Linked DNA regions of Homo sapiens: region 1 is linked to region 2. A link is a contact called in ENCODE Hi-C or POLR2A ChIA-PET data. All regions are on one chromosome and are shown on one strand. The core of a region is the stretch at or near the end of the contact, and the rest is flanking DNA. Distances in the headings are between cores, read along the strand shown.

The links. A loop is a pair of places that touch in the nucleus more often than their neighbours do. ChIA-PET counts read pairs that join two places held with the same protein, here RNA polymerase II (POLR2A). Pooled maps may share reads with other maps.
Region 1: a loop to region 2 is called in a pooled map, with 6 times the contacts of the local background. The contact joins the promoter of ACCS here to the enhancer-like site in region 2. A Hi-C loop is called at or near these places in 1 of 168 maps with a recorded cell type or tissue (Calu3) and 5 of 50 pooled maps. POLR2A ChIA-PET finds 5 or more read pairs at or near these places in 3 of 52 experiments (H1, OCI-LY7 and WTC11).

Annotation. Positions count from the first base shown.
Region 1 is chr11:44,063,998-44,069,206 of GRCh38, forward strand. It overlaps ACCS (1-aminocyclopropane-1-carboxylate synthase homolog (inactive)), which reads left to right and starts at 2,273. Exons shown (of 15, transcript NM_032592.4): 1 at 2,273-2,704; 2 at 3,631-3,918. The coding sequence starts at 3,631. RefSeq lists enhancers at 1,913-2,042, 2,143-2,232, 2,253-2,442.
Region 2 is chr11:43,984,493-43,989,770 of GRCh38, forward strand. It overlaps a transcript of ACCSL not described here. Among named protein-coding and RNA genes, the nearest start is that of C11orf96, 44 kb to the left of the region's middle. Within about 2 kb of position 3,304, at least 19 of the 41 ENCODE cell types and tissues checked have a DNase peak (open chromatin) inside an H3K27ac peak, as active enhancers do.

The DNA.
Region 1 (5,209 bases), core at 1,023-3,522, 78 kb after region 2:
TGTCTTCCACTTAGGACAAGTGCCTGTGTTTGTTGTTTCGTGGGGTTAAATCCCCCTGCTGCATGTTTCCATGGTACCCAGTAAATAGTCTTTTTAAAATAGTCCCCACATTGTAAGTCGGCCTTCCCAATCAATCATGCAGGCTTTGGTTTGTCTTGCTCATCACCGTATCCTCGCATTTTACAGAGACCTGGCACATAACAGGCATTCACTGAGATGTGAATTACATAGAATTAAGATTTAAATAGAGGAAAATAATCGCTTCCTTATCTTACAGAAGAAAACAGTAAGGGCCAAAAAAGTCATGAGAGTTGCTCAAGGTCACAGTGTTAGCTAGTGCAAGGCAAAAGTGAAGACAAGAAGTGGAATGGCCAGAAGACAGCCATGTCTTCCCAGCCATACCTGTATTGAGAGATTCTGCTTATTTCCTTTCATGGGGAAAGAAGACTTTCCCATTCAAGGCACCTCAGAGACTGCAGCTCTACCTGGGACCTGGGTGCCCACTGTACCCATTGCCAGAATATGTAGAGCTTAGGGCAGAGTTTGAAAAATACTTTTGAAATTATATGTGTGTGTGTGTGTGTGTGTGTGTGTGTGTGTGTGTATGTAATTTTTTTTTTTTTTTTTTTTTTTTTTTAGATAGAGTCTCGCAAACACCCAGGTGGGAGTGCAGTGGCACGATCAAATTCACTGCAGCCTCTACCTTCTGGGCTCAAGTGATCCTCCCACCTCAGCCTCCCAAGTAGCTGAAACCACAGGCACATGTCATCAAGTCTGGCTAATTTACAAAAACATTTTGGCTGAGTGCAGTGGCTCACGCCTGCCATCCCAGCACTTGGGAGGCCGAGGCGGGCAGATCACGAGGTCAGGAGTTCAAGACCAGTCGGGACAATATGGTGAAACTCCATCTCTACTAAAAATACAAAAATTAGCCAGGCGTGGTGGTGCGTGCCTGTAGTCCCAGCTACTGGGGAGGCTGAGACAAAAGAATTGCTTGAACCCGGGAGGCGGAGGTTGCAGTGAGCAGAGATTGTGCCACTGCACTCCAGCCTGGATGACAGAGCGAGACTCCGTCTCAAAAAAACAAAAAAACATAAAAACCTTTTTTTGGTAGAGACACGGTCTCTCTATGTTGCCCAGGCTGGTTTCAAACTCCTGGGTTCAAGGGATGCTCCCACCTTGTCCTCTCAAAGTGTTGGCATTACAGGCGTGGGCCGCCACACCTAGCCAGAGTTCAACAAATATTGCAGGCACGTGTGGGAGACCAGGACATGCCTCCCCAAAACATGAAGGATTGTGCTAAAGACAAGCAGCAGCACATTCAGGAAAGCTCTCTACCCTGGCCCTATTTGCCTAAAAGTAGGACACAGGTTTACAAAGACAAAAGGTATCCTGTCCCTCTGTCTACCTAGGAGAACAAAGACAACTTTAGACCCCTATGGCCTGGAGATGGTACCAGAGGAATTTACATTAACAAGCTTGACTAACTGGCCTTTGTCTTTTTTTTTTTTTTTTTTTTTTGCCTTCTCACAAGTTGCCTCCTGGAGAGACTCAAAGCCCTATTTCTTTGTCTTGTAACTTAAAAAAATTACTGTTCTTTGTTGAAGATGCTATAAAAACTGGAATTCAAAGTCACCTCTTCCAGAACGACTCATTCCCTCCAGATTTCTCATGTATAAATGAAATACACATGTCAGTAAATTTCTGTCTGTTTTTCTCTTGTTAATTTGTCTTTTGTAACAGGAGTCTCCCCCAACTAAGAACCTATGAGGGCTACAGAAAATCCCCTACAAATGAAAGGGGCAGAAATGACAAACTGCGATGAAAGGCCATAAGGATGCTCACACCCGAATCTAAAAAGCCCTTTGTGTGGGCCGCAGCCAAGCATACTTTGGCAAGAAATTTCTGTGGCTCTAACCTCCTTTGAAAACTGGAGAACCAAGGCCAGGAGGCAGAAGGAGGTGGCAGACCCGGCCCGGCGGCGGCCCAGCACGCGCAGGCCACCCAGAGTGGAGGTGGGAAACGGCATTACGCCCCTTTCCCTTTTCCTGGTCCCGCGGTGCTACCTCGTGTGCCACCCTTAAAGCGTAGTCCCCGCCGAGACCGCCCCCGCCTGAGTGGCAAGGGGACGAACTGCGCCCTGAACAGGCCTGGAAGCCCAACCCGGTGCGGACCGCCCTCAGTCTCCTAGTCCGGGCGCGCTGAGCGCAGGGGGGCGCTGTCCTCACCCACGCGTAAGTCGCCGCAGGGCGTTTCCGGGCGGAGAAAACCTACACGTGATGGGCGCCCACCGAGTGCCAGCACCGCCTCCTCCAGCTCCGCCAAGTAGGTGGGATCCACTACTTTGCAGAGGAGGAAGCCGTTCAGGCCTCCCTCTGTGCACTTTGCAAAAGCCTCTGCCCTTCCATCTCGAATCCCTTGGCGCCGATCACACTTCCTCTGCCTGGAAACCTGGAGCCGTCTCTCGCGAGACGTCCTCCGCCCTGTAGAAGGCCGTTTCGGTTCTTCGTGCGCGGTAGCCGCCCCACTTGCGGGATTCCAAGGCCTCATCGAGTGCGGGTATCTGGCTGTGGATTCGCCGCCGTCCTGCTGGACGCCTGGAGGCTCGAACCCCGCCGCCCCCCTACCCCAGGCTTTACTCCCACCCCGGCTTCCGCCCACTGTGCTGCCCTTCCTCGGACCTGGGCTGTCGGGAGAGCTGGAGGTGAGCGCTCTTGGGAGAGCCCAGCCAATTTAAAGAGTACCCCTGAGAAGACTTTGCGGAGGAAAATTTAACTGCGGGTACCCGCTGAGTTTATGGTGCGCCCAGTGTTACCAGAGCTTGTGTTGTGCATCAGGACTGGGAAAATTGGCAAGGAGTTACGCTATAATGACTCATATTTTATTGAACTTTGGTCATCAGCCAGGATTTGTTCTAAGTACTTTATTGTCACTAACATATATATTTATGTCTTCACGGCCACCCCGAGGTGGTTACTGTTATATCCACTGTGCAGATGAGGAAACTAAACTGGCTTAGAGAAGTGAAGGAGTTCACACCCGCGGGCAGGAGTAGACCACCCTCTCCTTGGTGTCCACACCTCGTTTCTTCAGGACTGAAGAGGCAGGCCCTGGAGCTCTGCCTGGGTTGCCTGCACTTGTGGAGGTTCCCATTCCTCCCTTCCCTCAGTTCCTACCCGCCATCTGCCTCAGAACACCACATAATCTCATCCTACCCTTTACACCACAAGACCCCCAGGACTCCCAGGCAATACTCTGCTTTAACTCAGGAAATTTTAACCTGGCATTTGGTAATTGAGGTGAGCAAGGGTGGAAAAAGAATGTTGATGACCCCTTAGGCTGGAGAGTGAAAAACTTTTGCAGAAGTAGAACACGCTAAAGCAGCAATACATTAAAGTCACGTCAATGTGGCAAGTGCAGTCCCTGGCACGTACTAGGTCCTTAACAGATTTTTCTTGTTGAAGTCGTTGCACATATGGTTACAGCTAAGGGACACAGGAAGTGATGAGTGCATAAACCTAAAGGAAGGGGCAGATAAGAGAAAGGGGACTCCCATGACTCCAACTCCTTTCTGATGCTTGGTGCTATGGAAATCCCTTGAGCAGGCCTGTGCGTTTTGTCTTTTTGCAGATGTTCACCCTTCCTCAAAAGGACTTCAGGGCTCCCACCACCTGTCTGGGCCCCACCTGCATGCAGGACCTGGGCAGTAGCCATGGGGAAGATCTGGAAGGAGAATGCTCCAGAAAACTGGACCAGAAGCTGCCAGAGCTCCGTGGAGTGGGTGATCCTGCCATGATCTCCTCTGATACCTCCTACCTGTCCTCTAGAGGAAGAATGATTAAATGGTTCTGGGATTCAGCTGAGGAGGGCTACAGGACCTACCACATGGATGAGTATGATGAGGACAAGAACCCCAGTGTGAGTGAAGCTCCCCTCCCACTGGGACCCAAGAGAGAACTGCAGGGTGGGGTACCCTACCTTGACCAATAAGGCAGCATCCAGCCTGCTCTTATGAGGTTGGAGTTATGGTACTCTGACCTCCAAGAGGGCTTCTGATGTAGCTTAGAGAGGCCCCAGTGTACTGCCTGGATCAGGAAATGGTCCATTTAGAATATAGGGGACCTTGATTTCTGAGGGAGGAATTCAAGAACCATATGATGTTCTATGGATTCTGACCCACGACCTGTCGACTATCCAACTTTAGAGCTAGGGCAGAACTAAGGTTCAGGTTGCAACTGTTTTACTTATAGGTTGTGTGTTGCTGAGCTAGTTACTTAACTTCCTTGAATCTTAAGTTATCTCTAAAATGAGATAATAAGGCCAAGCATGGTGGTTCATGCCTGTAATCCCAGCACTTTGGGAGGCTGAGGCAGAGGGAACACTTGAGGCCAGGAGTTTGAGACCAGCCTGGGCAGCATAGCAAGACCCCATCACTACAAAAAGGTAAAAATAAAAAAATTAACAGGGTGTGGTGGCGTGCACTTGTGGTCCCAGCTACTGGGGAGGCTGAGGTGGAAGGATTGCTTGAACCTGGAAGGTTGAGACTATAGTGAGCCAAGATCATGCCACTGCATTCTAGCCTGGGCAACGGTGTGAGACCCTATCTCAAAATAACAACAAACAAACAAAAATAAAATAAAATGGGATAATAATACCTGTTGTGTAGAAGAGTCAAGATTAAATGAGAGCAAGTATATGAAGTTTTTAGCACAGTGCTACTCAATAAATGATAGCTGCTATTATTATTTTCTGTCCCAAATATAAGCTATTCTCATAATGCCTTCAGAAGTCAGAAAGCTGTTACAAATAACCCTTTAATAATCTTTATTTGTTGAGCATCTACCATGTAGATGTGAACAGAAACAAAGTTCTTATCCTCATAGAGCTCATATTCTAGTTAGGGAGACAAACAGTGAATGAACAGAGAAAATATATGTATACTATATGGTGGTGAGTACTATAGAGAAAAATAAACCAGGTTAAAGAAGACAGAGAAAGATGGGTGGGCTGGGGATGTTGCTATTTAGTAGAAGGAGGTCACAGAAGGCTATTTTAATAAGATGAACATTTGAGCAGAAACCTGGAAAAAGTGAGGGATTGTGTTAGTTATCTATTGTTGCATAACAAATGACCTCAAATCTAGCAAGTTAAAACAACAATTCACAATTTTTGGAGTTCAGGAATCCTGGTGGATGCCTCAGGCTCAAGA
Region 2 (5,278 bases), core at 2,054-4,553:
TGCAGGTTATCCTCTGCCCTGCAACTCCACATATGCTTGACAATGACCTAGCCGGGCTCTGAATCCAGGAATGCTGGGACCAGACACTGCAACCAGGCTCAGAATAAATTAGCAGTGACCCAGAGTTTGTGGCGTCCGAAAGGACATTTCTCTGTGGATCTTGCCAAGATGTTCATTTCAAAGAAAGCCCTGGCTTCTTCAGGCTGCCTTTCCCGTTGGCCACATGCTTCCCCTCGTAGGACAATGTTGCACAATTGGTTTCCCAAACAGGGGTCAGGTCCTGTCCCTTTCCTGTCACAGCCTTGCCCAGCAGAGGGGAAATTGTTCTAAGGGTCTAGATGCGGAGAGCAGGTGGCATGTGTCTGCTGGACGGAGCAGAGGCTGCTGGGAAATGGCCAGGGGCTCTTCGAGGCCACCAGAGGAGTGGCCCTGGGCAGGGGCAGTATGCCAGGGAGGGCTGGGGAAGGGGACCTTCATATCACAGCCTTTAGATCCTCCTGGGTAGAGTTCAGAGCTGGATCCCAGGGACCTTCGAGTTGGAGGGAAACTCGGAGAACTGCAGGGCTAAAAGGGGCACTTAGCAAATCCACGAGAGGCAGGGTGGCAGGAGACCCAGGTTCCCTCCTGGCTGCACCAGTACCTGGAGTGCTTTCTCCCTTTCTCAGAGCCTCTTTTCCTGTCCTGAGCATTGGACGCTGCCTCCGCCCCCCTCCCAGTGTGGTTTCAAGGACCATTCAAGATAATGGAAGGCAAAGTGTTTTGAGAAGGGAAGTGTACCTCCAGTGTGAGAGGTGATGTTAGTTAATGATTAATACCTGGGGGCTGTGTTTCCTGGCAGGAAGCTGGCAGGCAGACAGGGAGAGGAGACCAAAGAGAGAGATGGGAGAGCCGAGGCCATGGGCTGACGTTCCCAGAAACCCAGCCTGGACCATTTTCTTAGGCAGGATCTGTTGCTGTGGTAGGAGGAGCTGTTCTTCCTTCTCAGTCTGCACAGTGGCTTCTGCCCATTCAGTTGTTTATCTGACAAATAATTATCATGTCTTCTCCCCTCTGCCCTGCCCACCAGGCCCCAGGACAGCACTGGGCTAAATGCTGAGAATGGGGTTATGAGCAAAATCCGGCTCAGTCTCTGCCCTTGAGGGGCACGGTCTGGTGAGAGGGTACATGGCAAACAGGAAAAGAGAAATACAAATAGTAGATGATTATCATGATCATTGTCACCATTATTAATATCCAACCGCCTTCTTAACATTTCCCCTTGGATGTCTAAAGACATCTCAGGCTGGGCGCAGTGGCTCACGCCTGTACTTTGGGCCGGCGGATCACCTGAGGTCAAGAGTTCGAGACCAGCCTGGCCAACATGACGAAAACTCATCTCTATAAAAATACAAAAATTAGCTGGGCATGGTGGGGAGTATGCCTGTAATCCCACTGAACTCCAGCCTGGGCGACAGCGTGAGACTCTGTCTCAAAAAATATATATAATAAACAAACAAACAAATAAATAAAAATAAAGGCATCTCCAACTGAACTCATCCAAAGCCGAGCATTCCATGTCACCCTCCCCAGTCTTATTAAATGGCATTTATGGGTATCGGAGAGCCAGAGACGTGGGTGCCATTCCTCTTCCCCTTCTCTCACAGCCATCAATTCCTTCAGCAAGCCCCATCATTTCCACCACCTAAAAGCTCTCTATAAAGGGTACGCTTCTTTCACCAACACTGCCACCCTTCAGGTGACATCATCTCTCATCATGACCATTGCCAGCGCTTCCTAACCTGTCTCCCTGCTGTCTTTTTCTCCCACCCCACCCCCACCCCCCACCCACTCTTTTTAAAGGAAAATATGATCTTCAAACATAAAACTGGATTCCAGCAACCCTCTTGCTTACAACCCTTCTCTGGCTTGGCACAGATCTCAGAGTAAGACCCGGGCTTTACATGCTGGTCACGAAGCCCTGGGTTACCTGGCCCTGGCCAGCCTCACAGACCTCTCCCGGGGCCTCCCTCTGCCCCCTCAGGGTGCTCCAGCCACCCACTGTGGCCATTCTTTGATGACAATGCTGAGCTCTTGCTCACTCCAGGGCTCTTGCACCTGCTGTCTCCTCTGCCTGGAAAAACTGTTTCCCTGGAACTTTACTGGGCTGGTTTCCTTCTTATTTTCTGGGATCAGCCTAAATGTCACTTTCTCAGAGAGACAATGAAGACCCAGCCCTTCTCTCCACCAAAGGCATCTCAACGTTTGCCTGCATCACATGAGTTTGTCAACTGGGATAATCCTTTATTTGCTCATTGGCTGTTTGTCTCCCCCATAAGTGCAGGGAGCTTGTCTACAGGGTTTGCGGTGCAAATTCTAGATTCAGTGTATGAGACACCCCAATAAACTTTTGTTAATGAGATGATGGTGAGTGCTCCCTCACCACCTCCATCCCAGAAGAGGTGAAAGCAAGAGCTCCTTAGAAAGAGCCAGAGACAGTGTGATTCCAGGACTCTGGAAAGTAAGTTCTAGCAATTCCCCCACTCCAAGTACTGGCATGGTGTGGCACAGCGGGGCCTGGGACCCTGGCTGCTCTCCCCAGTGACCTGCCCCCCACCCCCGAGTCTTCTTCAAGAAGAACAAGCAATGGATCCTTGACTCCCCTGTCACTGTTGTAGGGACACGCCCATCAGGATTTCCATCCCTTTGTCCATCCTTCCATCCATCCATTTATTCAACAGATACCTACGGAATCTTCTGAGAACCTGAAGTTAGAAGACCTGGGTCCAGGTGGTGGCCCCTGCCACCAACCCACTCTGGTAGCTTTGGACAGGTCTCTGCCTCCTTCTGGGCCTCCGTTTGTTCCTTTGGAAAGTGGGAGTGTCTGGACCAGATGGAGGAATTTCCAGACTCCTCCTTTCAGAAACGGCAGCTTCCGTGGCCCAGGTGGGAAGGTGTGGCGGGGGACGGGGCTGCAGGGTGGCTGACTCAGAGCCTAGGGAAGCCCCAGTCGCTGCTTCTAGCAAGAAGTTGGCGCTAGGTATCCTTTGGCCTGTGGTCAGTGTCCAGCTGCAGCTGCTGTCTGGGAATGGAGGGAAGCAGGACAGGAAGTGGAATCTGGGTCACCAGTCCCCCAAGCCTCCCCCACAGCACCTCCCCCACTCCCTGGCTGGCTCTGCCTCCCTCTGAGCCACAGCGGTCATCCAGGCCAGGTCCAGTGACTGTTTCTACCCGGTGAAAGGAGGAGGAGGCATCACAGAGCCGGAGACCTGGCCGACTTCCCAACACAGCCCGAATCTCTTCCCAGTATAATCCAGCGCTCGGGGGGGTCAAGGCCAAGGCAGGGTGGAATCCCGACAGAAGTTGGTCTGTGGCTGGGATGTGGTGGGAACAATAATGTGCGTTTGGCAGGCAGAGAAGATTTTTCCTTTCGGGCATTTCAGACAATGCTTCTTCCCCCACCCCCCCGCAGGGAATTTTCCTGGGCCAAGAACTGACAGACCCTGAAAGAATCTGCATGGAAAATGGTTTCAGTCCCAGGGGTTAGAGCTGCTTTTTCCCACCCCCACAGGAAGGATGAATGTCCCTGATGCCCTAGCCTCAGCTCCACCATGAGGTGGACCCTTTCTTCTGTGAACTTGATCCTCTCACTGGAAAGTCTCCTCTCTGCTTTTAGGGACAGTAGTTTACAAAACTAATTCATACTAGGGTGTGAACAACTCACTCCCTGTTAGCTGTTAGGGATCTCTGTTCCCCCGCTAGGGGGAACCCTGGCAGGGCCTGCCTGGAGTGCCCACACCACTCTCCCTTACCCTTCGTGTTACCTCCAAAACACGGGGGTTCGTTTGCCTGGTGAGTAACAAATAACTCTTCATCAGAACTCAGGTTTTGATCAATAGGCGTTTTATTACTTGGCGCAAGTAAGGAGCTCCCTGGGAATATTCTCCAAAACAGTGTCTTCTAGAGGGAAGGTGACAGGAGGGTGTTACGGAGCCATGGAGAGGGGAGAGGTTGCATCATCGCATGTAGAAGGGGGTCTCGGTGGCGTAGATGCAGTGAGTCATTTTGCCAGCACACAGGCCGAATGTTAGAATAATAAAGCTACAGCTTCTCCCAGGGCAGAGACTTTAGCGTGGTAATAAGGAAAGTTCACTCAGGCTTATCACTAAGCTGCTGGGGTCTGTCAGGGTCTGTCACCTACTTAAGCAAGCAGGCCACTCGGTTCCACACAGGGTTTAGGAAGAAACAGGCTGCAGGGCAAGAGGCTGCAAAACAGGATGATTGCTCTTAAATTCCTCTAATCCTAGGAGACCATTTCTGTCTGCTGATTCTCTCTTCTTTTTTTTTTTTTTTTTTTTTTTTTGGAGACAGGGTCTGGGCTGGACTTGAGCTCCTGGGCTCAAGCAATCCTCTCTCCTCGGCCTCTAGAGTAGCTGGGACTATAGGTACATGCCACCACACCCTTCTCCCCAAACTTCCTACTGCTGTGGTCCTCACCCGCAGCCAAAAGGCAGGTGTGACAGTGCGAAAGATTGGTCCTCCCTGGGTTCTAACTGGTGAATCACAAACTCGGTTTTCTTCACGGGGAGCTGGTCTAAGGTCAGATTCAGCCAAAAGGCAGGGGACTAACAGTGGCGTTTAGGGCATGTGCAGGCTGCAGACTTTGTGGCCAGGCCTCAAGCTGCTGTGTGGGGAGGCTCAGCGCTGGGTTCAGCTCTGCCGCTCATCAGCTGTGTGGCCTTGGACCAGTCACTTTACCTCTCTGAGCCTCAGTTTTCTCACCTGTGAGATGATGACGATCTGGCCTGGCAATGATGCCACAGAGTCAACAGAAGAGGAACAGGGGAAGGTCTGGGTGAGAGGTGGGTTGCAGACAGTCGGAGCCCTCCACGGATCTCCCCTCCCCCGCCTGCCTTCCTGCCTAGGCTTGGCCAGATGGTGGGAGCTGGGAAATGCAACAGAGCTGCACGCTCCTGGTCTATTTTGAGAAGCCTCCTGTTTCCTTTCCTGCCTGGGGCCATGTGGTTACTGCAGGTCTCTGCTTACAGGACAGGCTCAGAGGGCCTGACCTTGGCCTTCCTCTGCCCCTCACTCCCAGCCCTTCCCTTCCTCGTGGTCTGGACCCCATAAATCCCCATATCCTGGTTCCCAGCCCAGGCACCATGGCCCCCACCCAGCAGGGGTGGAGATCAGGCTTTCACAGGGGATTTGGGGCAGAGGACTTTCCACTTCTCTGCACTATGGAGGAGCCAGTGAGCTGTCCCACCACATCCAGGTCCCTTTGCTGCAGAGCCTTGCTGTT